Linked DNA regions of Homo sapiens: regions 2, 3, 4, 5 and 6 are each linked to region 1. The links are chromatin contacts, found by Hi-C or POLR2A ChIA-PET in ENCODE. All regions are on one chromosome and are shown on one strand. Each heading gives the region's core, a stretch centred on a gene start or an enhancer-like site at or near the end of the contact. The rest is flanking DNA. Distances are from core to core; before and after follow the strand shown. Region 1 overlaps JARID2 (jumonji and AT-rich interaction domain containing 2). Region 2 has its middle 33 kb from the start of GMPR. Region 3 overlaps LOC101928354 (a long non-coding RNA gene). Region 4 overlaps LOC101928354 (a long non-coding RNA gene). Region 5 has its middle 450 kb from the start of LINC01108. Region 6 has its middle 440 kb from the start of JARID2-DT.

The links. A loop is a pair of places that touch in the nucleus more often than their neighbours do. ChIA-PET counts read pairs that join two places held with the same protein, here RNA polymerase II (POLR2A). Pooled maps may share reads with other maps.
Region 2: a pooled map shows a loop between it and region 1 (6-fold over the local background). The contact joins two enhancer-like sites. A Hi-C loop is called at or near these places in 1 of 37 single-sample maps with no recorded cell type and 2 of 50 pooled maps. POLR2A ChIA-PET finds 5 or more read pairs at or near these places in 3 of 52 experiments (AG04449, HEK293 and WTC11).
Region 3: a map of heart left ventricle shows a loop between it and region 1 (3-fold over the local background). The contact joins two enhancer-like sites. A Hi-C loop is called at or near these places in 1 of 168 maps with a recorded cell type or tissue (heart left ventricle) and 6 of 50 pooled maps. POLR2A ChIA-PET finds 5 or more read pairs at or near these places in 1 of 52 experiments (HEK293).
Region 4: a pooled map shows a loop between it and region 1 (6-fold over the local background). The contact joins two enhancer-like sites. A Hi-C loop is called at or near these places in 4 of 37 single-sample maps with no recorded cell type and 7 of 50 pooled maps. POLR2A ChIA-PET finds 5 or more read pairs at or near these places in 1 of 52 experiments (B cell).
Region 5: a loop to region 1 is called in a pooled map, with 3 times the contacts of the local background. The contact joins two enhancer-like sites. A Hi-C loop is called at or near these places in 5 of 37 single-sample maps with no recorded cell type and 4 of 50 pooled maps.
Region 6: a map of K562 shows a loop between it and region 1 (2.7-fold over the local background). The contact joins two enhancer-like sites. A Hi-C loop is called at or near these places in 1 of 168 maps with a recorded cell type or tissue (K562) and 5 of 50 pooled maps. POLR2A ChIA-PET finds 5 or more read pairs at or near these places in 1 of 52 experiments (activated T-cell).

What each region holds. Positions count from the first base shown.
Region 1 is chr6:15,386,760-15,391,630 of GRCh38, forward strand. All of the region lies in intron 2 of JARID2 (jumonji and AT-rich interaction domain containing 2), which reads left to right. Among named protein-coding and RNA genes, the nearest start is that of JARID2-AS1, 140 kb to the left of the region's middle. RefSeq lists enhancers at 642-721, 732-841, 3,464-3,823. Within about 2 kb of position 3,622, at least 5 of the 41 ENCODE cell types and tissues checked have a DNase peak (open chromatin) inside an H3K27ac peak, as active enhancers do.
Region 2 is chr6:16,202,672-16,207,542 of GRCh38, forward strand. It overlaps the pseudogene RNU6-1114P. Among named protein-coding and RNA genes, the nearest start is that of GMPR, 33 kb to the right of the region's middle. RefSeq lists enhancers at 2,854-2,943, 3,154-3,363. Within about 2 kb of position 2,839, at least 9 of the 41 ENCODE cell types and tissues checked have a DNase peak (open chromatin) inside an H3K27ac peak, as active enhancers do.
Region 3 is chr6:14,637,414-14,642,284 of GRCh38, forward strand. The region is part of intron 2 of LOC101928354 (a long non-coding RNA gene); the gene reads right to left. Among named protein-coding and RNA genes, the nearest start is that of LINC01108, 350 kb to the left of the region's middle. RefSeq lists an enhancer at 2,293-3,276 and a silencer at 2,785-3,079. Within about 2 kb of position 1,943, at least 12 of the 41 ENCODE cell types and tissues checked have a DNase peak (open chromatin) inside an H3K27ac peak, as active enhancers do.
Region 4 is chr6:14,708,519-14,713,389 of GRCh38, forward strand. All of the region lies in intron 1 of LOC101928354 (a long non-coding RNA gene), which reads right to left. Among named protein-coding and RNA genes, the nearest start is that of LINC01108, 430 kb to the left of the region's middle. Within about 2 kb of position 2,698, at least 6 of the 41 ENCODE cell types and tissues checked have a DNase peak (open chromatin) inside an H3K27ac peak, as active enhancers do.
Region 5 is chr6:14,733,085-14,737,955 of GRCh38, forward strand. No RefSeq gene overlaps it. Among named protein-coding and RNA genes, the nearest start is that of LINC01108, 450 kb to the left of the region's middle. RefSeq lists an enhancer at 1-964 and a silencer at 3,238-3,317. Within about 2 kb of position 1,852, at least 8 of the 41 ENCODE cell types and tissues checked have a DNase peak (open chromatin) inside an H3K27ac peak, as active enhancers do.
Region 6 is chr6:14,802,923-14,807,793 of GRCh38, forward strand. No RefSeq gene overlaps it. Among named protein-coding and RNA genes, the nearest start is that of JARID2-DT, 440 kb to the right of the region's middle. RefSeq lists an enhancer at 1,462-2,297 and a silencer at 1,816-2,110. Within about 2 kb of position 1,934, at least 10 of the 41 ENCODE cell types and tissues checked have a DNase peak (open chromatin) inside an H3K27ac peak, as active enhancers do.

The DNA.
Region 1 (4,871 bases), core at 2,372-4,871:
GAAAGTGCCTCAAGGCCAGAGGCCCATGTGCATCCCCTTAGCAGCTCCAGAAGTGGCTTATGTAGGCACAGTGTTGGAATAAGAACCCTGCGATTGGAAAGATGATGACATTCTCAGAGTCAGACTGTCTCTTAAACTGGCATCATGGTTTTTGTTCTGAACTGTTGTGTAAACTCAGAGCAGATGGGCTTTGGAGGAGGCTTCATTCTGACTGTCTTCAGTGTCACCTTTCTCGTATAGCACATTAGCCACCACTGTTTTTAATCTGTGAGTATTCGGAATACTCAGCCTGGGTGTGTATTAATGTTAATAATTAAAAATTCTGGAGCTAGGGTCCCAGACTTGGCTTTTTTCCCCAGAGGCACTCTATAGAGACATCTGTAGGTCATGTCTTTTGCTAGTGCGGTGTCTTTAGTTAGACTGAATCCTGTGAGGAGCCCATGATCTCCTTGTCGCCCTTGAGGATGCCAAGACAGTGTGCGTGTGCCTGTGGTGGGATAGGATTGCTAATCATATTCTTGCGGCTGTGGTGAAAGTCTGTATATTAGTCAGCTCAGGCTGCCATAATAAATTACCTTAGACTGGGCTGCTGATATAATAGAAATTTCCATTTCTCACAGTTCTGGTGTCTGTAAGTCCAAGATCAAGGTGCAGGCCAGCTGGGTTCCTGTTGAGTGCCCTCTTCTTGGCTGGTTCCTCTGAGTCTTCCTCCTCATGCGAGGACTCCAGCCCTCTCAGGTCAGAGCCCTGTGCCCCTATGACCTTATTTACCCTCGATCACCTTCTCATGGACCTTAGGGGTTAGAGCTTCAACAGAAGACTTTGTGGGGAGTACATTACAGTCTCTGCAGGCCTTGGACATGGTGACAATTTTATTCCAGTCTAACTGTAGATTAAATTAAACTCCATGTTAATCTGCAGCATGTTTTCTTTCTTGCTTGTGTGATACTAGAACATTTTCCTGGTAAGTCAGGAAACCCTTAGAGCTGTTTGACCTTTGAGAAGCCTGGATGGAGTAACTGCTTTTGACAGGGGGATGGCAGTTGTGATGGTCCTGGGAGGATGTTTCTGTTGTCATAGATTATTTGGGGAAGCATTGTGGAATTATTTGAGGACTTCTGAGGTCGAGGGAATCCTATCTGTTTAACAGTAATTCATCTTATCTACCTTTTGTGACTCCCAGCCATTTTTTATTCTTGACGTGTAATAGAATAGAAAGACCCTGCAGGGTCACCAGATAGGGCTTCCTACAGCCAGAGGTGACTTGTTTGTGAATAGGATTTATTGACGTTCTTTCTTATAGAGTGATATTGTTCCCTGCTAGAGAAAGGCTTCATGTGTTTTCTAAATCTTCGAATTCTGTGATATGTGTATTTAAGTAGCTTTAATTACTATCAGATTTATTGTAATGGACTAGGGTAGTTTTGCTGTGCTTGTGAATGTCTTAGATCTGATTTCCCTCAAATTTAGAGGGCCCTTTACTTAGCTTTTGGAAATAACCTGTTATTACTTGAGCCACTTTAAATGTTTAGAGTCCTGTATGGTATATCTTTAAAAGCCAGAAGAGTGATTACTAGATATGCTTCTGGGAAATTACCCTACAGTTCATAAATCCCTTAATTTACAATTTGATTTTTAAGCTCACCTGCTGCCAAATCTCATCTATCCTTTTAGCTTCCTCTATAGGCTTTAAAATGTTTCTGTAGAGTCCCAGATTTAGCTTCTTCATAATTTCTTTCCCAAGGATGATAAAAACAGTACAAGTCTATCGTTCAAGGAGGTGTGGGGATGAGGAGAGAAACATGAGCTATTTTATAATATATTATAAAATATATATATATAATTTTTCTACAACAAACTATAATATAAAATATATAAATATTTTATAATATTTTATATTCGCCAGTGACATCCCATTCTTGATTATAAACCGGCAAGGCCAAACCTGTACCCTGCCATTGACATCCAAGGAGAGCTGTCTCTTGTGTTTCATGGTAACTTATGCCCCGCATGCTTTCAGACCCCGTAGCTTCTCTCCCTGACCTGTTACTAGTGTTCTTGCTTCATTTATGCTTTGGAGCTAATGGCTGGTTCAGCTCTTTCTGTGTATACACAGAAAGGTTGTCTTCCTGTGTGATCTGCCCTGCCCTTGTCATCTGGGTAATCCTTAACTGAGTCCCTGTTTTCTTTCTGCAGTTAGGTGGGTGCCTGTTCATGCTTGGTACTGCCATCTTGGTGACGGGGAAGGCCACGTGTGGAGGCTCCCAGGCTAGCTTCTGGTGGTCTCTGAAGTGGTAGTCTGCTTTTAGCTTTCCATGGCTCTCAAAGTTATGCTGCCATGTGTTACATGAAGGCAGTCCAAGGTCTCCATTTTGCAATCATTTAACTGTCTTTTATATTTAATCAATTTATTTAACTGTTTGTTTTTATTTTTTCTGTTGCCCAGGCTGTAGTGCAGTGACACGATCTCAGCTCACTGCAGCTTGCGTGCACCGCCCCCAGCAACCCTCCCACCTCAGCCGCCTGAGTGGATGGGACTATAGGCACGTGTCACCGCCTGGATGATTTTTAAATGTTTTGGTAGAGATGGGGTGTCACTGTATTGCCCAGGCTGGAACACTGTTATTTTTGATAGTCTGCTTCCATCCCATGTGATTGGGGTTTTCACCAAGGGACCCATGCTTTTGAATGCTTATTTGAAAAATAGCATCTTGCCTCCTTTGAGAGTGAATTTAGAAGAATGCATCTAGAGTGATCTGTTCCCTAGGGGCTCCCCCAGCAGTGTACCCTCCATGAGATGACTTTGTTCCTAGTGTCATTTGAAAGGGCCTTCCAGTTTGCTCAGTTGGAAAGTGTTACAGAGTTTTAAAGGGTGAGCTGGAAGGCTCTCAGCTGGCACTTTCTGAATCCCTCTGAGGAAAATGTTGGCAAACTCTTCACTCTGCCTGAACTCTTTTTATAAATGGAGAAGCCAGGAGTTGGGAAACTACCACACAAAGTGAGGTCGAACCCTCTGTGGAAACGTGTCATTATCCTAGCTAAGACAGTGGACTATTTTATGGTAATATGATGGTATGGACCCCCTCCCACCCTTTGATGTTTTGATGTTTCAGAGAGCCCTTCAGTTCATCTTCCTGCTACCAAAAATAGAAGTGTGTAGTGCAGCAATTTACAGTGTATTTCTATTTTTAACTGGAGAGACTTTTTTCCTAGAGATGCACATGGCTTTTAGTTTCCTTCTTTGACAACTTAAATGAGGAGGGCGGTGCTTGAGTGCTTTATTCAACAGGTGTCCCACCTTCTAAGGAAAGTCCACTTTTTTCACCCCCTGCCTCCTGCCCTTCCCTGTTTCAGAGAACAAGTTTCCACAGTAAGGAGGAGGAACTTGCCTTTGATTTATTCTCATATTTGTTGTCATCTGTCCACTTGCATTTCAGTCTGATGAGAAACCCAATGTGAGTGCGCCATGGAGCTCGAGAGGTTTCCATGCTCCTGAGCTGTCTGACTGCAGAGCCTATAGCCACTTCTGCCTAGTCCCCAGAGAAGCCTAGATATGGAGAAGAACCCAACAGTGCTTGTTGGTGTGGGGTTCTCTATCCGTTCATCGCCGCACTGCCGCACACTCAGGTCAAGCAGGGACGTCCTTCTTAGCTCTGTCCACGTTGTGCAGCCCATGCTTGGTGCTTCTAGCCTTCTGGGGTCTCCCTTTATGGACGAATTCCAAGGGAATAGGTTAAGATTGCCATCAAGTGGCTGTTCTTGGTAGTGGATGTTGACATCCCTGCTGGCCGATTTCTTAGCCCCTCTGTGAGAAACTCTGTGCAAGGGATTGCCTGTCCTTTTGTGGGGGTAGGCAGTTGTTGACAGAGCTCAGGTCATCTCTGGGAACGCAAGCTGGGCCTTCTCATGTGTGCTCTGTAAAACTGAAGGAAGACTGGGTTGTCCTTGGATCCATGAATACAGACCATCAGAGATTTCCTGGAGAGAATGGCTGGGCATCTACCCTCCTGCCAGCTCAGGTCCAGTAGGCCGCAGTCCTCCAGCTCTGCTAGTGGAAATTGTTGAAGGATCACACTGTCATCCCTGTAAGTATGTCCCAGGGTCCCACCAAGGGTTCAGAAAACCGACAAACTTGATACCACCATCTGTTTGGTTTGTTGTTTTCCGTCTCAGAAAATGGGATACTAATTTTTTTTCCTCAGAGGTGGTATTCTTACGATGAATGCAGTTGATTTATTTCAGGTTCTTAGTGCCTGGAAGAATGTAAACATTTAAAAGGGCGATCATTATTGAGGTTGTAGATATACAGTACCCCGTGACTTCCTATTTGTGCTGTAGCTTTGTCATGAAGCAGGACACCTAAGGGACGGTTTTCAAGTTGGTTTGCCCCCTTCTAGGTTCTGAATGCCAATGTCTTGTAATCAGGCCTCACCCTAGGGCTTGGCGAGCTGAGACTGCTGCGGCCCTGACAAGCATGGAAGGAAGGATTGCCTCTCTAGTTTTCCCCAGCAAGGCATCCTCAGTGGTGTTGGTGAAAGCTGCCCTGTAGGCGTAGTCGGTGTTAGGTTTGTATAGGAGGGGTACCCCACAGACTATTGGGTTCTGAAGTCTCTGAGGAGCCCTAGCAGAGAGTTTCAGAGCCAGCATGTGGCATGTAATGGAGGCTAGATCTGTGCCAGCTGGGTCAGTGGGGAGGCCTGAGACAGACAGAGGGGAGAAAGTGACTGTGGGAGAGCATCCGATGGGAACAAGCTCTAAGTTAGGGTCAACAAAAGAAAATTCTTAAGGCCTATCTATTTTAGGCAGCTTTTTAGAAATGATAAAGGCTGTGTTATGCAACCATTCACTTTGCAATCTGTCAAATCATATTA
Region 2 (4,871 bases), core at 1,589-4,088, 820 kb after region 1:
TTATTGTTGTTAAAATGGCAATACACCCTCAAGTTATTCAATAGATTCAATGCAATTCTTATCAAAATCCCAGCTGATTTCTTTGCAGAAATTGACAAGTTAATTGTAAAATTTATATCAAAATTCAAGAAACCCAGAAAAAACAAAATAATCTTCAACAAAGAACAAAATTGGAGGAGTCACACTTCCCAACTTCAACATGTGTACAAAGCCATAGTAATCAAAATAGTGTGGTCCTGGCATAGGGTAGATGTATATAGATCAGTGTAGTAGAATTGAGAGTCCAGAAATAAACTTTCACATTTACAGTTAATTGACTTTCAACAAGGGTGTCAAGACCATTCAGTGGAGAAAGAATAGTCTTTTCAACAAATGATCCTGGGACAACTGGATATACACATGTCAAAAAAAAAAAATGAAGCTGGACCTGTCTCACAATGTGTACAAATTCAGAATAGAGAAAAGACCAAAACGTAAGAGTTAATCCAATAAAACTCTTAGAAGAAAACAGGGGTGTAAATTTTCGTGACCTTGGACTTGACAATGGTTTCTTGGATATGACACCAAAAGCATGAGCAATTAAAGAAAAAAATAGATTAATTGCACACAATTCAGCTAAAAAACTTTTGTCCTTCCAAAGACACCATCAAGAAAATGAAGAGACAAGCCTACAATGAATAAGAGAAAAAATGTGCAGATAATATTACACGTATCACAGCTCAACACCAAAACACCAAATAACTAAAAAATGGGCAAAAATCTAAATAGACATTTCTCTAAGGAAGATAAATGCATGGCCAATAAGTGCATGAAAAGATGCTCAACATCATTAGCCATCAGGGAATGCAAATCAAAACCATAATTAAATGTCATCTCACACCCATTAAGATGGCTAAAATTTTTATGAAACAGAAATAACAAGTATTGACAAGGAAGTGGCAAAATTAGAACTCTCATACACTGCTCATTGGAATATATAATTAATTGTGCACCTCCATGGAATACTATATAACCATAAAAAAGAATGAGATCATGTCCTTTGCAGCAACATGGATGCAGCTGGAGGCTATTATTCTAAGTGAATTAAACACAGAAACAAAAAACCAAATACTACATGTTCTCACTTATAAGTCAGAGCTAAACATTGGGTACACATGGACATAAAGATGGGAACAATAGGCACTGGGAACTCCAAAGTGGTGAATGAGGATGGGAGGCAAGGGTTGAAAAACTACCTGTTAGGTACTATGTTCAGTATTTAGGTGATGGGTTCAGCAGAAACCCAAATCAGCATCATGCAATATATACATGTAACAAACCTGTACATGTACTCCCTGAATCTAAAATAAACATATTTTTTAAAATAAAATAAAGTGGTGCAGCTGCCTTCGAAAGCAGTCTGGCAGTTACATGAAAGGTTAAACACAAAGTTACTGTATGAGCCAGCAACTCTATTCTTAGGTATATACCCAAAAGAAATGAAAACATATGTTCACACATAAACTTGTCCACCAGTGTTCACAGAATATTGTTCATAAGAGCTAAAAGGTAGAAACGGCCCAAATGTCCATCAATGGACAAATGAATAAACACAGTATGGTATTTCCATATAATTGTATACTTTTTGGAAGTAAAAAGAAACGAAGTACTGATACATGCTACGGTATGGATGAACTTTGAAAAGATTATGCTAAGTGAAGGAAATCAGTCACTAAGTGAAGGAAGCCAGTCACTAAAGACAACATATTGTATTATTCCATTTATAAGAAATGTCCAGAATAGGCAAATCTGTAGAAACAGAGAGTAGATCATTGGTTGCCTAAGGCTGGAAGGAATCAGGGAAGGCCCTGAGGAGTGATGGCTGATAAATAAGGAGTGTGGCAGGTTTCTTTTTTGGGTTATAAAAATGTTTTAAAATTGGTGTGATGATGGCTGCACAACTCTATGAATATATGAAAAGCCACTGACTTGTACATTCTAAATTGGTGAATTGTATGATCTGTGAATTATGTCTCAATAAAGCCATTGGGAGACAATATAAATAAATACAATCCAGAGACATTGTCCTGTGGGTAAATACTAAATAGAATCATTAGGCTGGTCTCTGGATTTGTCTATTCAATGCTTTCATGTTGGTTTTCTTTATCTTCCAGCTCCAGAAAAGGCCTGTAGTTCCAGCTACTGGGGAGGCTGATGGAAGGATTGCATGAGCCTGGGAGGTCAAAGCTGCAGTGAGCTGTGATCGCACCACTGCACTCCAGCCTGGGTGACAGAGTGAGACCCAGTCTCAAAAAAAAAAAAAAAAAAAAAAAAAAAAAAGCAAGCAAGCAAGAAAGAAAAAAGTGCTCGTTTCAGCAGCACATATACTAAAAATTGGAATGATACGGAGAAGACTACCATGGCCTCTGAGCAAGAATGACACAAAAATCCTGCAAAATAAAAAGCCTGAGCAAAGTGACTTGCCCAGGATGCCACAGTTCACAGTGGTAGAACCACAACTGGAAACCAGGACTTTGACTCCCAGGCAGCTGCCCCTTCCACGAGTTCCATGTCCCATGTGCATGCTATGTTTGTACTGGGGTCAATGGCAACCGTCTTATTTGGATATTCTTATTTTCCTCTATGCCCTGAGAAACCTGGTTTGTAGACAGAAAAGGCTGATTTTTTGCTTCTAAAAGCTTAAGTTGACATTTTGTGTTGTTTTGTTTTGTTCTCCTGGCCCAGCCTAACAAGCATTCACATAGTAGACAACACATGCTTGCTGGACCTTACTTCCTGTCTGGTGACCCAGCTCCCTAGAGACTTGAATCTCAAATAAATGTTTCTGTCAGGAGGCTGAGCTCCCAGCTGTGCAAATTGGTCACAGATGTAATTGCATTTGCCCTCTGCCCTGGAAGAAAACATGCCTGTGGTTGGGGGTTTAGATGTCTCAGAATGAAAGACATTACTCCTGACTCTGGGTAATAGCCGTGACGCTCAAAATAAGCTGCCACAGAGACACGCCATAGTGTTGCCAGATGTACAGGGCTGTTGCTACCCAGAATCTGGATCTGCACAGCCAGTTACCAAACTGTGGCCATGTCATTGGCCAATCAGGCATAGTCAAGAACCTAGCTTTTCCACTGGCTCCTCATACTTTCAAACATAACTCCATCCCCTCTTCTCCTCTCCCTAATGCCCACAAGATCTCTGCAAAGAGCTCTAATTCCAAGTTCCCTGAATGGCAGACAATGGCAGCCCTAGGACATCTACACTGCACAGGCTGCAATTGCTAGAATCTAATTAAAATAAACATTGTAACAAGCTGCTGAGCCCCGCCCAGTGCCTCAGGAGTGCAGTGATGTGACACATCTCACTGCAGCCTCCACCTCCCACCCTCCAGCAATCCTCCTGCTTTGGCCTCCCAAAGAGTGGAAACTACAAGTGTGTGCCACTACACCTGGCTAATTTTTGTACTTTTTGTAGAGATGAAGTCTCGCCATGTTATCGAGGCTGGTCTTGAACTCCTGGGCTCAAGTGGTCCACCCACCTTGGTGTCCCAAAGTGTTGGAATTACAGGTCTGAGTTACTGAATCTGGCCAGATAGATATTTTAAACCCAGTATTTGTCTGCCTTTCTTCCTCAGTAGAATTTGAATGTACCAGGTGGCTGCTAGCTACACACCTGTGTAGGATGAGGCTTATCCTATATGTCTGCCCTATTTGTCTTGTTAAATCATATTATTATTCTGAACGCTTTCCTTCTAAAGCAGACAACCAAAGCATAGGGTATTAGCTCTTCTTAGTCCTTTTCCAATCCAAACATTTAGACTTCTTTCTGCTCACCCCTGGGCAGTATCACCCTCATCAATTTCCTCTTAATTGACTAGAATGAATTGTAACTATCCCCATCAGCAATCACATCTGTTAAGGATTGCAGAGTGCCATTGTTGTACGGGAAGAGCATTTCATTTGAGCCACCAAAAATTTACTAACGTGTGGACACAGGGACAGATACAGAGGATTGCAAACTCCAGTTTCTGAAAAACTCGATTCCAAAGCAAGGGAAAAGGTGCCCTCTAGTGGTAAACACAGCACACTACACCACAGCATCCTTATTCCAGACCGGAAGCCTGGCTATTTGAATCCTATTTTCTGTTTCTTCCAGAAACCCTGAGGTCCAGACAGGATGTGACACATGAAGGTTTAAGTGAATTAAAATAGGCTGCTGACATCTAAGGCCAGGAAGAAATAATGAGTACGGATCCACTTTCACTGAGAGCAACCATCTCTGCTAAGCCACTTCTTCAATTTGGTGGCAAGTAACCAACTATCTGGAATGAGCAAGAAATATTCCCTTCCGAATTCCTTGAAAAATGTGGGGCTTAATTTAGAATATTCAAGTTCTTTTGACATACGTACTAAGACTATACAGTTTTTATAAGTATTCTAAAAGCCCGTATAAATTACAGTTGATTGGGAACTTTTAATGTAATAATTGAGTCCTGACATAAGAGACAGTGCAATGCTCAGGAAATAATGCTGGCCTGAAAGCTTGGAGATATGGACTCCGTGACACAGCCTCTGCCACTAACTAGGTGACTTCGGGCAAGTCCTTCAACATCTCTGACCTCCGTTTTCCCGTTAACAAATGAAAGAATTGGACTAATAATTTCTAAGCTTTTTCAGCTCTAAAATGATCTAATTTGGCCAGGCGCGGTGGCTCATGCCTCTAATCCCAGCACTTTGGGAGGCCAACGTGGGTGGATCACCTGAGGTCAGGACTTTGAGACCAGCCTGGCCAACTTAGTGAAACCCCATCTCTACTAAAAATACAAAAATTAGCCAGGTGTGGTGGCGTGCACCTGTAGTCCCAGCTACTCGGGAGGCTGA
Region 3 (4,871 bases), core at 693-3,192, 750 kb before region 1:
GGTAAAGCCTCATGTAAAAATAAACAGAGAGGAAATGCTGACGATGCCTGTCACTCCACTCGGATCAATTCACTTCAACATGCTCATTGCTCCATTTCATTTCCTACACCTTGGCCTTGCACACTCTTGCCATGCAAGGGCCGACTCCCAATAGGGAGTTGATTGTTTTGTTTAGGAATTCCAGAGCACCAATCAGATGGGGGGTCCTCATTCTACTCCAGCACACACACTCCACAAATATCTCTCTCCTCTCTCTTATTTTTCATTTTTAACCATTTAAATTCATGTTTATTTTTATGTATTGCTAATGTATGACATAGAGTTCCAGAGGGACTGTCAACTTCCTAAAAAGAATACACCTTCATTAACTCTCTCTACAAAGATGTACCATGTGCCTACTATGCCAGCAGGTGTCTGTACAGAAACAAAAAGGCACAATTACCACCCTAAGGAACCTCCTGTAGGATTCAATGCGGAGGCCACCTCCTCCAGGATGCCCTCCCTAGTACCTGGGTCAGAGTCCTGTGGCATTGGGTATTGGAGTCCATGATTCACCTTCCCTGCAGTGTGATTGTTGGTTTACTTAGGAGGCCCTCATTGCTTCCTTCCCATCCAGTGGGAGACATTCAAATAGGATGCAACTCACAGCTCCCTTAGCCAGAATTGCAGTAATGATGATAATGGTAATGATGTTAATAATCCTATCCATGAAAAACAGGTAACTCCTTTTTAAAGAAGGATTTCTTGCTTATCACCTTCGGTCCTGAATCCCTGGATATACCTGGGTGCAGGCTTCTTGGGGCTCAACACATGTCTGGGAGGATGCCAAGATGGCAGAATGATGTCAGTTTCTCACGGGGTGCTGCTCCCTTAGATCTGTACCATGCTGCCTAATATACGTCAGTTGCATTGAAATGAAAAATGAATAGGAAGTAGATCTTGCTGCTAAAACATATGCATCAGAAAATCATTATGAGTATTAAATTACTGCAATAAAATGAACCAGAACTAATCTTGCAAATTAAGATCCAATAAATTTTTTTTCATGGCCACACCTTTTCTTAAAAAAAAAAAAAAAAGAAAGCAAAAGAAGATTTAGCTTAATAGTATTAAAATTGACTGTAAGGATTTTGAGCGTGACATGGAAAGAGTCGATCAAGAAATTTCCATATGACAAATAGATTTGCATTTTTGGAGGGTGGGGTTGGAGGTTGTCAGGAAGATGTTGAGAATACTGCCCCTGTGCCAATTGGTAAAATGATCAGTTTTTAAGCTGACATACCTATGTATTTTACATGTAAAATTTATGTATACATATTCCCCTTCCTCTTTTCTGCTCCCCACAAATCCCCCAACTTCCCACTCCTTAGATAAGGTTCTGCTGACACAAGAAACTAGTAAATTTCTAAATTTCTGACAACCTCGTATTTTTAGAAGAGATGCTGCTGTCGTTCAAATTAAATCTGAAGCTGTAAATAAACCTTTAGAGCTTTGCCTGTTCACTGGAATAACAGGATATCTCCCTCCACCCTCCAGCAGGAGAGAGACTGTAATTAGCTCATTGTCCGTGAATAGGCACAAAAGAGGCGGTGCTCCCCATACTGGCTCCCTTTCAACAGCAGATCTTGGGGCAGATGTTAATTCATTAAGTGAGTAACTTCCACCATCTCCCAGGAACACCAGGGAGCCCGACTCCCCGTTCCAAAAGGGACACTGAGGAACAACATGAAATACTCTGGCCAAGGACTCACAGAAAGGGTACTCGGAGAAGAAAAAAAACCACCACCAGGATTCACCTCCCTGCTGCAGCCTGCTTCCTGGCGCTGGTTTTGGCAGCCCATCCCGGGGCTGCTCTGTGACACCCGGGGAACCAAACTATTTATAGCCACGCAGTCATTATAAACAAAGCTGTTTATAACATCGAACCTTGGCCCTGCATGAGTTAAAACTCTAGACTGGCAGCTATAAATAACTCTGTTATGCGCTCGAGTGTGACTATTGACTGATACTTCCTCAAATTGTGACAAATAATGACAAGTTTGTTTGACAAACATCCCACTGACATTCATCTGATTTTGAATAAGTGGTGCTGCTTTCTTAATTTGGTCCCTGAGGCCCAGGACTTCAGGAACTTTCTTTATTCTTTCTCTCTCTCACCTCCCGCATCAGGAAACTGTCCTGTGTGTAGTTGTTTTTTCCCCTAATCAACTGGAAGGGATTTGGGGCCATCTAAGGGGAAGCTTATTAAATCCACTGTTTCTCTCTTGGGATAATTCTGCTGTAGGGGCTTTGCAAGGGTCTGGGGAGTTTTGTTAATGACAGAAGGAGGGAGGGGTAGAAAAATGTGGGCCAGGCTGTGGTGGTAGGTAACACAAGGTGGAAAGGGGAAAGCAGAATTTAACATCAGACTGACTGGAATGTCAGTGTTTAAGGGGGACCAGAAATGTAGAAATTTGAGAAGTAGTTCACACTGAATCGATGAAAGACAAGATTCTGGATGGAGGGATTTACCCCCCAGGGCTTCTGGTCTGAGAGATCTTGTAGATCCAAGATTGGGGTCCCCAAGGCTCGGGTTCTCTTTCGAGGCCAGCTGATATTAACATACGTCATGAGTGACGTGAGATTCTAGAGCTCTCAGGGACCTATGAAATGGTCTGTTACTCGGTCATTTCACAGGTCAAAAAGCTGAGGCCACAGGGGCTCCCAGGACTCTTTAGAGCAGAGCTAGACTAGAACTCAGCTGTCTGGACTCCTGGCTAGAAGCTTTATCTTTCATCAGGAAATTAATTAACATGTGAAAAGCATGTGGAATTGTCCCTGGCCTGTGTTGACTGTTTTACAGGAGCACACCATTCACACCATCCAGGTTGCACATCTTTTCTGTCTCTATTAACTCTATTTGCACGGTCTCACACAGCGCCCACCGTCTCCAATCCCTCCTATGCAGAGCTTTCGCAGCAATCTTGCGAATATGCAAAACTGCTGCTCACTGGTCAGCCCACTCCCAGACCAAGCTGGGAGCGCAGTAAGAAGACCTGACTCAGGATCCTGCAAAGGCAGAGGTGGCACCTGAGAGCAAGTCTCCTTAAGTTTTGTGCCCTAGGCCCCTCACGTGACTCACCCTAGTCCCACCCACACTTACCCAAATAAACATCTCCCAACTGGTTTGCATGTCTGCAAAAATTACTGCAGACATCTCACCCTTGCTGACAAAGTCCTCAATCCCTGGTCCCTCCCACTTCTCCTGCCCAAATCTATGCTTTACCCCAAAGTGTACTCTTCACTCCTTCCCAGAACACACAGCCTCGGATGTTTCCCATTCCCTTTGATAAGAATGCCCCCTTTACATGACAAAACCCTGACCATCTTTCCTGACCCATTGCAGATGCCCAAGGAAGCCCTTGTTGACTGATCTGGCAGCTGTGATGTGCTTTCCTTGGAAGCCCCATCACCCTTATTTATATGTCTCTTTCAGCGCTGGCCTGTCTTAATCCTGCCTTACAGTTATTTGTGAATGTGCTTATGTTTAATCCTCTTTTCTAGTGGTAAGAGGGAGATCTTTCTTAATCATTTTGGTATCTTCTAGCACAGTGTATACCTAGAAAAGGGTGAATGAAGTCTTTTAAATCTACTTCCTAAAAGTGCAAGCAAAAACACAGAATGAAACAAACCGGAAAATCTTCAAAAGTAATAAAGGACCGTATCAACTAAGAAAGATTTGGCCAATGTGTAAATAGGTAGCAAAACCTAAAATGGCCCAGCCAGATAAGTGCATGCGTCCTTAGAACCAGCAACTGACACAGAAACTGGCAAACTAGTAAGACAACTGGAAAGAAAGAAGCCAAATAACTGGCAATTAAACAAGCTGGAGGATCACAGGGGCAAGTGTCTAACCCACTGCCAGTCAGCCAGCCAACAAACGTTTATTTAGAGCCTGCAAGCACATGGCACAGAGCTGCCTGTTAAAGAAGAGATGTTTTCCTGGCCTTCGGGAATTGACAATCAGCTCCACTTTCTACAATTTCCCTGCCATTTCAGCTTTTACTAAGACCTGTGGAACTCCAAGTCTCTTGTTGGTTCCCAAATTCTTAACAATGAGCGAATTTGCCAGGCTTTGCCCAGCCTCCCCAGAGAGTCCATATCCGTTTGTGTGTGTGTGTGTGTGCGTATGTGTGTGTGTGTATATCAGCCCTGGCTTATCAGCCCCCTGTGACCTGTCAGGGCTCTTGGCCCTTCGATGGCCTTGCGACACTCCATGGACTCATGACAGAACTCACTACATCAGAACTAACCCATCCCGGAGAAGAAGCAGATGAGAAAACAGCAGCTGACAAGCGAACCACCAAAGAGGAAAAACCAAATTAAACACTCCTTAAGAAGCCAAGTCCTCTTTCTTCCTCAAAAATGACACGGGAAGGAAGGCGCGGGACAGGAGAGGGGCTCCAGGTCCCTTTGCGCTGTTCCATATTAACACAGTCACACTTTGCGATGCACTTGTCACTTCCAATCAACACCAGGGCTTTCCAGGGCCTGGACACTCATTGAAGGGATTGTTACTGTTGGTGAATGGGGAATTAATTAATGCAAAGCCAACCAGTTCATAAATGCCTGCTTTGTGAGCAGTTCCTGCATCCTGGGGACCGCGACTCCTGTGGTCAGCGCAGCCCCAGGACTCCGTGTCAGCAAATGATATTTATGATCGCCATCGGCCCCTTCTTCAAACCACCCAGGGGGAAGCGAGGCCTCACCTGGAGCCTGGGCTTTTCCCGCTGTGGGCACAGCCAAGGGTCCTCCGGTTTCTCTGGTGCTGAGCAGGCAGTGCAGAAAAACTCTCTCCAGTCTTCTGAATCTCTCGCCCACAACCTGACTTA
Region 4 (4,871 bases), core at 1,448-3,947, 680 kb before region 1:
TTAATGCTTATATATAGTCTTGTTTTATTGGACCTCCTTTTGGACCGTAAATACAGTGAGAGTTTCCTGAGGACAACGACCAAGGCCTCAGCGTTGTGTTTCCCTAACATGGTGCTAGGTATTCTGAGGGTGCTTATTCATTACGTGCTATCTATAACACATGCAAAAAATAAAGCATAATTCAGACTTTTAGTTTCAAATATGGCACAGTAAACTAAAGCCCTAGTAGCTCTAAACTGAGCAAAGTCTGCAGCTAAAACTGAGCAAAAAATCTAAACCCTTGGAGTGAAGGATTTTGTGTATTTAAGAATCTCCTTTCAGCCGGGCATGGTGGCTCACACCTGTAATCCCAGCACTTTACGTGGCTGAGGCGGGCGGATCATGAGGTCAGGAGTTCGAGACCAGCCTGGCCAACATAGTGAAACCCTGTCTCTACTAAAAATACAAAAAATTAGCCAGGCATGGTGGCACATGCCTGTAGCCCCAGCTACTCGGGAGGCTGAGGCAGGAGAATCACTTGAACCTGGGAGGCAGAGGTTGCATGAGCCGAGATCGCGTCACTGCACTCCAGCCTGGGCAACAGAGCAAGACTCCATCTCAAAAAAAAAAAAAGAGAGAGAATCTCCTTTCACAGGGCACCAAGTTCAGTGACAGTGCAGAAAGCACCCAACTTCACAGGGTTGTCTTATCTGAGAGCAGAAACGCAACACCTTGAAAGAGCCTGTCTGGATCAAGAATTCAGCCCTCATTTTCCTAAGTGGAAAGTCTCATGTGGCCAAGCAAAGGTGACCCGATGAAAGCCAGCGTGTTCAGCCTCCTTTCAAATCGGCAGCCATAATTGCTACTCGCATTTAACATGGCACCAATCACAACCGTGTTCTGGGGCCAAGAACACTGGCCAGCTTACCACCTTCTGAAACTCGGGTGGCTGAGATCCAAGGCCAACAAGACTGAAGAGATGAGTCGCAGCAGTGGAACCCAACAGCTGCCACTGTAATTCAGGGAGCGTCCCCATAATCTGGCAGGGCAGAGTGGAACCTGTCATCCCCAGGAATTAGGGACAATTCAACCTGCAACCCTCAGAAGTTAGGTCTCCAGTAACTGCTACTGTTAAGAAAGTCCTCTCTTGCCTCTTCCTGGTTTGCAAATGTTGCTAGCCCTCTTGGATTAGCGAGCTAGGCCCCGTCTCGGAAGCGAGGTGTGGCACTTCACCCAGCAGACACACCCTCACAGACAGTCCCCATGTAGATGACAAGAAAAAGCTGACAACCAACGGTCCCAGGCTCTTCCATTATGATTGAAGCTCATGGGAGCTCGGCATCACTTAAAATGTTCTGTAAAGTTCTCAGGATGGTATTTAATAAGGCAGCAATTCAGTGTCAGTTCAAAAGCCATTTGGGGTGGAAATGGAGGGTAAAGTTGAGATGTCATAAACTCAGTAGCTTCCAAATTTTATTACAGGCTTTTTCAGGTCTAACAATAGCAATTTGGAGAAGGGAGAGAAAAGACATTACTCAGTCTTCAAAAGTACACCCCAAACTCATGCGAACTGTGAGCTGACACTGCCATCTGCTCTCCCTGACATGTGGTGTGGGAAGCATGATTACCATTTTCCTCTAAGGCCAGCGTCCTCTTTAGGATTCTCCCTCTAGCACCGGGCCTAGGACAGTCTTAATCCTGACAGTCCAGAACTTCAATTTTACTATTCACTCAACAAATACTTTTCAAGCATTTATATGCGCCAGACACTGTTATAAAGTCTGGGATGTAGCAATCACTAAAGTAGGAAAAGTTCTGCCTTGTTGGGGTGTTTATTTGCTAGTTAGGGGGACACAGGAATTAACAAATAATCAAGTATGAATAAACAGACTATCAGATGGTGATAGGTGCTATGGAAAAAGCAAGGCAGATTAAGAAGGACAGAAATCATCCAGGCAGGGGTGGGGGGAGTGGGGGATGTGGATTATGTGGTGCGGTCAGGGAAGGTCTCACTGAAGAGGTAACATCTCAGGAAGACCCAAGCAGGGGAAAGAGAGGCCATGTAGAATTGCAGGGCAGGGTTTTTCAGGCAAAGGGATCAGAAAGGGCCAAGACTGTGAGGCAGGAGAGGGATTGGTGTGTTTACAGAACAGCAAGGGGCCAAAAGGAGCGAGGAATGACGGTGACAGTGGAAGGAGCTAAGACAGGAGAGGTGGCCGGAAGCCAGATCGCTTGCAACCTTGCAAACCATTTTAAGGACTTCACCTTTAACTCAGCACATCAGTCAGGGCCTAACCAGGAGACAGAAGCCACACCAGTTATTTTAACACGGCTAATTTAATATAAAGAATAATTTTCTAGGAATAAAGTCTTAACCAGGTAACTGAAAGAGTAAAAAGACAACTCTAAGGTGTCTTTCGTATAACAACTTCAGGAAGCTCCACCCCTGGGGCTGGCAGAAGAAAAAGGGGGCTGTCGGATAATTAAAATTTAGAAGCTTAGAAAACAGTCCCATGGGGCTAGAACCCAAACCTCAAAGATGGGGCAATGGCAGTCAGTGCTGTGGCCCTAAAAAGGCACAATGAGTCTGGTTCTTGAGTGTAGGAAAAATTGCAACGTAGATTGAACAGCTGCTACAGGAAGAAACTGCTGCTGCCAAGATGAAGCAGCAGTACTGGGGTGCTGCACACAGGAGCCACAGGCAGACAGGATACCCATGGGAAAGAGTAGGAGCCTCTCTAGCAACCCCTACTGGCTGAGTGCAACAAGGAGCCCAACAAAGGAGAAATGCAGTGTTCAGGGGCCCAGCATAGAATCAAGTATTGAAGGAAGGCTTTGGAGCTGAAAGATGATAACTTACTAACTGGAACTCTCTGAATGAGATAAGATTTTGAGCAAGGAAGTGACAAAAGCTGACTCACTCTGACATCTGTGTTGAAAACAGACAGTAGAGGAGCAGCAACAGTGGAGGAGGGAAGGAGTGGATGGATTCTGAATACAGGCATCCCACTGGATTTGCTGATGGTGTCCATGTGAGCTGTGAAAGAGAGGAGTCAAGGGTGACTCCTTCATCGAGGCCTGAGTAACTGAATGGAGACAAATTTACTGAGGGAGCAGGGAGAGCAAGGGGGCAAGAACAAGCTTGTTAGGTCAGCTTAGGTGTGAGGTGCCTGTTAGAAATTCAACTGAGGGGCTGGGCGCCTGTAATCCCAGCACTTTGGGAGGCTGAGGCGGGTGGGTCACCTGAAGTCAGGAGTTTGAGTCCAGCCTGGCCAACATGGTGAAACCCCACCTCTATTAAAAATACAAAAATTATCTGGGTGTGGCAGACACCTGTAGTCCCAGCTACTCAGGAGGCTGAGGTGGAAGAATTGCTTGAGCCCAGGAGGCAGAGGTTGCAGTGAGCCAAGATCGTGCCACTACACTCCAGCCTGGGTGACAGAGTGGGACTCCATCTCAAAAAAAAGAAAGAAAGAAATTGGACTGACAATGACAGCAGGCAGTTGCATCCCCAAGCCTGGGGAGGGTTTAAGTTAGAGATATAAATTTGAGGCTCACCCATCATATAGATGGATTTTAAAGCCACATGATTGAATGAGATCATGCGTGTCATCTCAACGTCACTTAGAATATGACATGGCTAAGAATCAGCTCTGGAATCAGAATGATGTCAATTTGAATTCAAACTCTATCGTCACTGGATTTTCTCAGATGTTCTAAGCCCTGATTCCCTCATGTGTAACCTAGAGATGATACTAATCATGCTGACTACACTGATCTTATGTACGGATTAGATTCAGTAACGTAAGGAAAGCCCTTACACCAGTGCCTGATATCAACTCTTATAAATAAGAGTTATTATCATTATCATAGTTTTATGATATTATTAGTAGTCAAAGATAGCCAGAGCCTAGAAAATTAGGCTTCTAAGACCCAAAAGCAAAGAGACCTGAATTGTACTAAAAAGACAACTTATTAATTGTAGGAGAAGATACAGTGGCATCTTATGTGAAATAGGTATATAAACCATGACTCTGAATTACTGTGGCTTTCCTTTTACAGATACATTTATTCGGAGTACTAAAAATTTTTTTTTTTTTTTTTTTTTTTTTTTTTTTTGTAGAGACAGGGTCTCATGTATTGACCAGGCTGGTCTCCAACTCCTGGCCTCAGTGTCCCAAAGTGCTGGGATTCAGGTGTGAGCCCCCATTCCCTACCTCAAATGGTTTCTAATCAGGCCAATTCTCCTGACCTGTAACAGAGCCTGCCCTAGCTCTCAGAATTCTGCTGCAGAATGGGCTAGCAGTCAAGTTTGTTCTTCTCCATGAGAAGGTTTAGCACCTGGAGAGTTGAGAGGTAAGTTTGATGTACATGAGGACTGTTCCTCTGGTTTGTGAATAACCAGCCAGGGAGTAAAAAAAAGATGCCAGACAACCCTCACAAAGGAAAGAAGGAAGGGAAAGACAGATCCACAAAACGATTCTAAAGGAACATTATTAGCAAATCCTTTAAAATACCAAAACTGAGTGTGCAGGGCAAGACCAAGATAGAAACAGAATGCTTGCCTGGGGACAAACTATGGAGACATCAGCATGTGCCTGTCGTGAGTGAGCTGCTGATGAGTCAGGAATGAGCACAGCCCCAGGGTGACTCCGAGACCCTGTGCACCCGTCACCACTCACTCCTAGTTGGCCTGGGAACAGAGCCCCATCCTCCATTAATTGTTCACCTCTCATTAAGCATTTTTGCATCAGGCAGCCATTCCTTTCCAAGAGCTCAATTGCAGGGTTATGTAAGGTTCTCCTGTATTCCTGGCCGGAGAACTGAGACCAGCTGCCTGTCCAGGGCGCTCCCTTCCTAGGCGGTAGGTCACTCCAGGAAACCAAACGGCA
Region 5 (4,871 bases), core at 602-3,101, 660 kb before region 1:
CGTCTTTTCTGGGGAGCCTTTTATTCACGGTTCTCCCTGAGTTTGATTTCCTGAGGGAGTGTGCTCACCCGCCTCCGTTTCAGCATCTAACCTTGCCTGTTTCTAAAGTTCATGCTGTCCTGACATTCTTTGCATCAGCACAGTCACCCCTGTTAGTCATCTCCTACCAATTTTCTCTCTTTGTACTCTTTCAGGAAGTCATGTTTTTGCTCAGGTAAAAGAGGTGTAGGAAGAGCGTTCTGCCTATTTGATGATTCATCTCTTTGCTTTTTGCCATTTCTAAATGTTAGGGGGGAAAATCCTTTTGTTACGGGCTTTAGCGAATGGGCTTGGTCAATGGGGTGAGAGAAGCTGCCATAAGCCACTTTCAACTTAGAGCAGAAGCAATCTTTTATCGGTCTTTCTTATTCTTTTGAAGACTAGCATCGTGATTCTCAGGGCCACTGGAATCCACGAGACTGACTTCCCTGAGGAGAGACTGCCTTCTAATGGCGTGACCATCTGCTCCACTTCCTTCGTGTTTGGTCAGTGAATCACGGCAAGTCACAGGCCACCTGAGCATTCTACTCACTTCTTTTGGATGCATCCAGGCCAAAGGCTCAGAGTGTGTTTGAGTTGAGATAGATCTGAGCATATTCAGTTAAATGAGGCCCTCAAAGAGTATGATGGGGAATTATGCCCCACTGCCTCCCAAACTTCAAATGTTGAAGCCCTAACCCTTAGAGCCTCAGACAGTAACTCTATTCGGAGATAGGGTCTGTAAAGAGGTAATTAAGAAAAGGAGCAAAAATGGAGCAAGTTTCCTTCTCCCTTGCGCTATTTCTAAGGTCATGTTATAAAAATCAAATGGAGAATACCTGTCAAACAGTTGATCAAGCAGTGAGGAGAAAGAGAAATAATATTAATTCAAAGGGCATGCTTCAACCCATAGTCAGAACAATCTATTAGTTAATCAAGCAAGATTTATTGATACTCACCAAGAGACTGAATATACAAATGGACAACGGCCAAGCCATAATTAAAAACAACTCCAACCTACAATCTACAGCAGCCAGCCCAGGACACCAACCCATTAGCAACAGCAATCGGCCCAGGAAGCCAGCCTGCTATCATCAGCCAGACCTCTAGAAGTCTAACCACTATCTCTATCAACAAGTTAGGAAGCCAAACAATAACCCCTGTAAGAATCAGCTCCAAATGGCCAGAACTTGACTGACAATGGACAGCCTCCCTGATTTTTGTCCCTGCTTCCAACTTAGGACAAACCAGAGAAAGGCAAATATGCACCCTAAGCAATCACATAGGCATCTGTGCTTCTAGTGAACCACCTCCAGCTTCCCACACCAACAGCCTCCAATCAGCACATACCTGGAGCCTCCCTTTTTTCTACTATGAAGTTTTCCCACTCCTCTGCCCGCATTTGAGTCTCTGCCAAAACACAAACGATAGTAGCTCTGAATAAACAGCCTGTGCTTATTCTTATTTGGTTGGTCTTCATTTATTTCCACACTTCCAAATGCAAGTAAATGTTATGCTAGGCCCTTGAATGGTCAGGGAAAATACAAGGAGATATACGACATGGTCCTTATGCCTAATAAACTTAAAATCTTTGGGACTGGAGATAAAATGCACAAAAAGCAAGAACCACCACCACAATGACTAAGCAAATAATAAAGCCAGTCAGGAATAGTAAGTCTCAAATGCAAGTTCCAGATACTGGACGTAGAAGTCTGGAGAAGAGAGATTACTTTTGGCTGGGGAGGTCAGATATGAACTGAACTTCAGCACACACAAAGGAATTATTCTAGTAATTATTGGGTTCCCCCTTGCTCACATGGTTACTCACACTTGAAAGTTTGCGGTAACAAGAAGGAGCCTTGGCAGGAAGTTTGTTTGTTCCATGACTGCTTTTACTGTCACATGAAGAGTGAGTGGTTGATTTACTGAGAAGTCCCCCTTGTTACCCTTCATAAGCCCCAAGTGAGTCAGGACCTTCCCTTGGTCATCAAACTGGAGACAGGACACCCTTGCCCAGTTAGCATTTTAGTTCAGCTTGCCTGGGTTCTCATTCCAAATTCCTGCCCCCAAATCCTTGGTCACCCCCAAGAGTAGATCTTTATCCACAACAGGCCACTGTTGAACCTAAGGTTTCCCAGAGGAAACCAGAAAAGACTTCCCTTATGTTGGGGTTTTAGGGTACCCAATAAATAGGACCCCTCTTTCCTGCCCAACTTCTGAGCCAATTAAGAGGAATAGGAATCAGGCAGATAGAGGGAAAATATCACCATTCTTTTAAGTTGACAAAGTCTTGGTTGGTGGCTATCATTTCAGGTCCTTGGGCTTGTTAATATTGTACCACTGATGGCAAACAGAAACTTTGCAACATGGAGATTTACCACTTAAAAGTTAAGGCTTGGAGGGGCAGAGGATGTTTACTTTCCTCAGGCTCTTCCCAGAGAGAAAGGAATAGGTGAGGCGTACATCTTCCATTGCTTCTCCCAGGCCGACTGAAGTTCCTCTTCCTCCAATGAAGTGAAGGAGAGAGAGGATGCAGGCGGCCAGGGGATTTACTCAATGGAAACATGTCCCCAATAGAAACAAGGACAGCAGGGAACAAATGTTCCCATCAGCTACCTACAACAGGTAAGGCTAAGTCTCTGTGGGGTTGAGGTCCCTTGCCCCCAGCGCACATACACACACACACACACACACACACACACACACACACACACAGCCACCAATGCCATGCTCATGCTTTGTATAGTTTTGGGATTTGTGACAACTTTTAAGTCTGAGGGGAATGAATGTACTCATGAAGAAAATCTCCACCGTTAAGGAAATGCCCTTGGTGTGGACTAGTGCTAGAGGCACAGACCTTGAGTAGGGAGTCCTGAATTCCTATCCCAGTGCTGAGTTAAGCAGCTCTATAGTTATTCAAGGTCTCTTGCCCTCCATGTGCTCTGTCCTCAGTTATGCACTGGAGATCAGAATACCTGTCCTGCCAAGTGTGTGAAAGACAAGATAAAACCAGAAAGGGCCTCTGAATAACCCAGCTCCACTTCACAGAAGCACTGGGGTGGTTCCATATTCAGAGAAAATAGTAATGTTTTTCTTGAAAAATAGAGTAGATGTGAAGCAACTTTCTGTCACTTCTCAGTACTTTTTTAGCACCAGAGAGTTTATCCAAGGTGGACCCCATCAAAGTGAAACAGAAGGGAGGGGTGGGGAGGTCCCCCTAACCCATAAGCTTAAGGGTTGGGTGTTACTGACTCCATTTGGAGAACACGCAGCCAGGGGCTTAATGACACATTTTGATTGATTACACTGGTAACTCTGAAACCTGGTACAGATTACCTTTTGCCCTCAGTGGGGCTTTACCTGAATCATTCCTCTAGAGCAAGAAAGCTGAACATCATTACTTTCAGAGTGATAAATCAGAGAAGGGTAGGAATTGAAAGGGCACTCGACTTTTTCTTCAACTTCTTGAAGAATAAGACTACTAGAGGATTAGTCCTTGGCCACCACTTTTTTGTAATTCCCTGGGCAACAAACTAGTCCTCGACCTAGATGGAAAAAATGGTGAGAAAAAAAGGAAGGGGAGAACAAAGAATGAAGGAAGGGGAGGAGAAGAAAGAATGAAGGAAGGGGAGAGCAAAGGAAGACCAGTCTTACGAATACAGGACAAGAGGAAAAATAAAGTTCAGAATTCTTTCAACTCACTGGAATTTCCCAAGGTGCTTAAAGTGACAGGAACTGCATGGGACCTCAAAGTGAGAGCCTTGTTTATGGGTGTATACATAGAAAGGTTCAATAGGAATGTCCCTTCAATTGGAAGATATAGAAGAGCCTGTATTATTTCATTTTTGTCAATAACGCTCTCATTCAAATCCGTAGTTCACCCTCTTCCCCATGCTATTCTGCCTACTATGTGATCCCCTTTCACACTTGCTCATTCACCATGTACCAAAAGCCAAGCACTGGGAATGGTGCTGCAGACACAAAGAAAAACAACGTACTGCCTCCTACCCTCAGGGAGATCCCGGTCACTGGGGGAGACGCTAGGACCATGCTCTGCAAGAGTGCAATGGGAGAAGTGCTTAAGGAGAAATTAACAAAGAGCAATCAATAGCCCAGAGGATGGGACTCTAACTTAGGGACTGAGGTAAGGGGTCATAGGACGGGTACTCAGTTACATTCCCCAAGAAACAGAGACAGATTTGTGTGCAAGAGGTGTCCTGGATCAGTGCTCACTTGTAAGAAAGTGAAGGAGACAGGACTGGGCAGAGTGAGAGATGCGGTCGCCAAAGAGGCCTCGGCGGATCCCACAGGAAGTCAGCTCTGAAGCTGGAATAACCTTTCTGAGGGGACACGAATTGAGACAAGGGAGTCAGATCGTGGTACCCTGCATTCACTACTCCTTAGATGTGGGCAGTCCCACAAGGGGGAGGGTCATAACCTCAGACACAGCTGCTGCCTTGGACCAAGGGCAATTCTGGGAGAGGGATCCATGTATGAGCCTGCAGCAGGCAGCACCCTAGCACTGGGGAAAAGGGCACCCTGCGCCTGAATAGGAGATGGGACAGCAAACCACAGCATCCACTACAGGAGACTTTCTAAAACGGGAGCAGCCGGGGTGTTCTGGAGTGTGCAAATACTGACAAGGAGAGCAAAGTGTCCTAGGCAGAAAAAACACCAATGGGACCTTCAAGGAGCATCCGGCTTTAGGAAAACTACGAGAGCTTCAGCATGGCTGCAAGGCAGGGCAAGGGGAGGGGAGTGGGGAGAGATGGGACAGGAGAGTGGGCAGCCAGATCCAAAAGAACTCCACTTGCTGAGCTGAAGGGTCTGGATTTTGTCTTGGAAATCAGGGC
Region 6 (4,871 bases), core at 684-3,183, 590 kb before region 1:
TTTTCAGAGATGCCAGTTTTGGTGAGGGGGTTGGGGGTTGCTGGGGGCAGTCACCTGCATCGTGCAAGGATAGAAATAAATGATATCATCCCTAGGGCACAGAAAGCAGAGCTGTGGGGGCCTCTGGGTCGTGTCCCTCCCCGCTGCCACTCCTGCACACCTGTGCTAGCAAACACTCCAGATTCTGGTCTCTGGGCCCACCCGGAGCCTGTGCTGTTCCTCGACTTGTAAATTTTAAAACCTTTTCTTTCTTTTTTTTTTGATATAGAGTCTCGCTCTGTCATCCAGGCTGGAGTGCAGTGGCACAATCTTGGCTCACTGCAACCTCCACCTCCCCGGTTCAAGTGATTCTCCTGCCTCAGCCTCCCGAGTAGCTGGAACTACAGGCATGTACCACCATGCCCAGTTAATTTTTTTTTTTTTTTTTGTATTTTCAGTGGAGGCAGGGTTTCACCGTGTTAGCCATCTCCTGCCCTCATGATCTGCCCACCTTGACCTCCCAAAGTGCTGGGATTACAGGCATGAGCCACCGCTCCCGGCCCTAAAACATTTTCTTTTGCAGAGTGAAAGACCAAGTAATCTGGAGTCCACCAGCCCTCCCCTCACTTGTGTACAGCAGTTTGGTCACTGCAGAAACATCCACCCTGGCTGGTGGGTAAATACCCCATAAGACAGAAAAATGACTTCCTCCAAGGGACTCCTGATAATTAGACAAGACAGTGGAGAAATTCCTTCCCTGAGCCCCTGATTTCAAGGCCATGGCTACATCCATGATAAGGTATGTTTCTGCTTTGCTTTCTCCAGAGAATCAGGGAGAAATCCCACTCCATCCCACCACTACAGCCCCCGGCTCGTGAGCAGAGCTCACGAGGTGGTGGTACCTTCTCCATCCCCACGCCTGGGGCACAGGGAAGAGCAAGGAAATTCTCAGAACAATGCAGCATAAGACATGATTTCTCCATGGGTCCCAACCTTCCCTTTCATGGGTCTCCAGTCCTGCCTCCCATTCTGCACTCTGCACCCCCATCTTTGCAGAGCCATCCCTAAGTCACACGCACCGTGGAAGAGAGGAGACAGGGTAACAGCACTGTGCCTGCCACCTGACCACAAGCCCAGGCAAAACTGTGGTTTGACCCACATGGGGCGGGCAGATGGCTCTGTTAATGCCTGTGCTTCCCTCGGACCGCTCCAAGCCCTAAGGCATGAGGGAGGATCTGTCAGCACAGGCAGCTCATCCACCCGGCTCTCACCACCCAGTTTCAGCAGGACTGAAAGACCGCGGTGCACTTTTGCTTCCCTGGACACTCAAAAAGCTCAGTGATGTTTATTTTCCTTTGCTCAGTCTCCTCTTTTCACCACCAGGACAGTGTGAAGTCAAAAATCTGTGCTCAGCACAAGACACAGCAGAGAAAGAGGAAGAAACTGGCACAAAATATTTTCTCCAGCGTGCTGCCTGGGGAGCCTGGCTTTGACTTCGACATGTGCTGGAGGTGTGGTGTCCAAAGTAAACCTTTTGAACTGTTTTTTTGGAACCTCCAAAAAGACCTCGCACATCAAAGGGGATCTGATCCCCCATGAGGTGCATAGCAGGCATCGTTAAGCATTTTGCATGAATCAAACACCTTCTGAAAAAGAAAGGAAGCCCAAACTCATAGCACATGGCCAGCCCGTGTCCCCGACCACAGGCAGCCTCGAGCACATGCTCACCACATGGCTTCGCCTGGTTGGGTGGAATCAAACCCTGCAGAGGCACAGGGGCTTCTCCATCACAGGAGCCGCTCTCTGTGCACTCCCAGGCTGGGATACAATGGGGCTGCTTGTTGGAGCAGCCTCACGACCCCGGCCTAGGCCCGCCTCAGGGGAGCCCAGGCAAACTCTGACTCCAGTCACAAGGGGAGCCCTGCTGGGCCGCCCCACCCCAAACGCCGAGGCAGGATGCAATCTGGGGCTGAATACAGAGTCCAGTGTGAGTCCTTGGCACGGCGCCCAGAAAGCCACGCAGCAGCGATGGGCTTGGTGGAGAATTCCAGGCTCTGAAAGAAAGCAGAGCAGGGAACAGAGCCGGAGCCTTGAGCCTCTTCTGTCATCTTCCCTCCTGGAATTCATTCGGCTTACCACAGGCAGCTGCAGCCATGGGCAGAGCATGAGCTCAAACTTCAGAGGCCATGGTTGCCCAGACAGTCCCAGAAACTGATGACACGTGCTTCTCTTGACCTGCCTGAGGAGGAAGGAGCTTTCAGGCCCTTTCCCAACAGCTATGCTACCTGCACAGTGGCAGCCATCCTTTGAGGGCAGAAGGAAGGGATTTAGAAATCACTTGTGCCCTCTCAATAACCTTCAAAGTGCCCGGGAGACACCAAACCTCAGATTTCACTGGAGGTACATACAGCAGTTTTTAAAACAAGATTCTGGGCCGGGCGCGGTGGCTCACACCTGTAATCCCAGCACTTTAGGAGGCCAAGGTGGATGGATCATGAGGTCAGGAGATTGAGACCATCCTGGCCAACATGGTGAAACCCCATCTCTACTGAAATACAAAAAATTAGCCAGGCATGGTGGCGTGCACCTGTAGTCCCAGCTATTTGGGAGGCTGAGGCAGGGGAACTGCTTGAACCCAGGAGGCGGAGGTTGCAGTGAGCCAAGATCAAGCCACTATACTCCAGCCTGGGCGACAGAGTGAGACTCTAAAATTAAAATTTAACATTAAAATTTAAAAAAAAGGTGCTATCATTCCTGACAATTGCCTCTTTAAAAGTCGTCTTCTCTGGTTAGCAAAGTTCTAGGTTCAGGAAAAGAAAAGTGTTTAAAACCACTAATGCAACCTGATTGGTAAGAGTTTTAATTAGCAGTTCCAAAACTGTGCACATTCTGAGCTTTTAATTAATATGCACAATTTCCGTTGCATTTTACTTCAATAAGAGCTATATAAAACCAGTGAGTGGGTGACATTGACATTCCATTCAAAAAAGAACTAGAAGAAGAAGGGGGCAGGAGAGTTGAATTTGGAGGAACAGAGAAGGCAAATGAGTCTCATAATTCTCTAAATTATGCCTTTATAAATAAACATTGTCACCTACACCTCTCATTGGAAGCCCTTCAGCTCATGCCCAATCAACCCCTGGAATCATTTTAACACACTGACACCCTGAACTGTGGGCCCAGACGCTGGGGATGCCAGCCAGATAATCCTCCCCTCATTCCACAAATACGGACTGAGGATGCTACATGCCAGGTACAGGCAGGTACCAAAGATGCCAAGGTGAGAGAGTTGGTCCCCACCCTCCAAGGAGCTCATAGTTTTATAGATGATCACATAAGGAGAAAAACAAAAGCTCTATGTCTAGACCACAGACACCTCAGGGGCAGAAACACTGTCTCATTTATTCTTGTACTGCCGTCATCTAGCCAGGGTCTAAGCAGAGTAGGCAATTATTAAATGTCTGTTGAATGAATACAGGGTGAAAAATGTGTGCCTCCACACATACAGTGGTGCAGCAAAGCAGGGCAGGATCAACCCTGCTTGGTGGGGTAGACCCAGATGACAGTTTCCTGGCATGCTCAAGCAAGGCCACACCAGTAGTTATCCATGGCATCTGTTCTAACTGCTCAGAACCCAATCAGACAGGTTGTTAAATATTTTTATTATCATCTACCTGGAGAAAGGTGAGATCCCAGAGCTGGATCTTAAAGACAAAATGAGAGCCTCTTAAAGTTGGGAAGGACATTCTGAACACAAGGACCAGTGCAGACAACATCAAGGAGACCTGAGCTTTGCCACACAAGTTGGGGATTGGGAAGAGGGAGGTGGGATCCTGCAGAGCCTCATCTCCTGTGCAGGGTTGCTTAGACTTTATCCTGAAGGCCATGAGGGGTCAGCACAAGGCTTTCATCAGGAAGAGCCTTGAACACTCTGATGGAAAAAGAGACAGGTCTGGGAAAAGAAACAGTTGGAGGCTTTAGAAATGGGCAAGTAAAAAAATGTCAGAGTCAGAGGTAAGACATGGGCAGAAGGGATGCATAAATACAGGGATAATTGGGAGGCAGGCTCTCTTTACACAAGATTCAGGAATGTATTGGAAGCGGAGGATAAGAGAAGAGAGCTTGGGCAATGGGGGAGGCTGGGTTCCACTAACATGATAGGAAGCTAACCTGGGTAATGGGGCAAGGGAAGTGATGAGCACTACATGGCAGGTGTTGCTTTTGCCGGGACAGATGGAGCCCCCCCGGGGTAGGCCCTAGGGTTCTCGAGCTCAGGCAGATCTGTCTGGGATTTGCATGGGGTGTCTTCCACAATCTCATGAAAACACACATCACACACACACACACACACACACACCCCTTCCAGAGATTTCAGAATGTGGCATTCCCCTGATAAGAACACTTCCATGTTTGATGAAAACCTGATGCTAGTTCAGAAGACGCCACGGAAAACAGTGTACAATTAGAAGGCAGTGATGACACCGATGAGTTAGAGTTCTGATAAAGCTGACTCCAGGAAGACAGCCAAATAGGGAGAAACGCTCAAGCTTCATTTTTCATATATGTTCTGAAGAGTTCAGAAAGAAGCCCTGGTGCTCTCAATAACCTCAAGGAACCTTTTCCCCCTTTAAAGAGGAAAAGAAATTTTAAAAGAAACCTCCTTAGAACGTCCATCAAAGCCTTAGCCTGTGCTCGTTGCTCAGTCTAAAACACCCGCAGGCTTCCAAAACAGTGGTGGTCCCACCAGACATCTACCTGTTGAATTCTAAACAAGAAATCCTGAACGATCGATAGATGGATTGCCTTACTAGCTCCTTCCCTTCAGATATTTTTCTTGTGGTCCTGGCTTCCCCAAGAGACAAGAAATTCTTAGTATACCTTCACCTCAATCA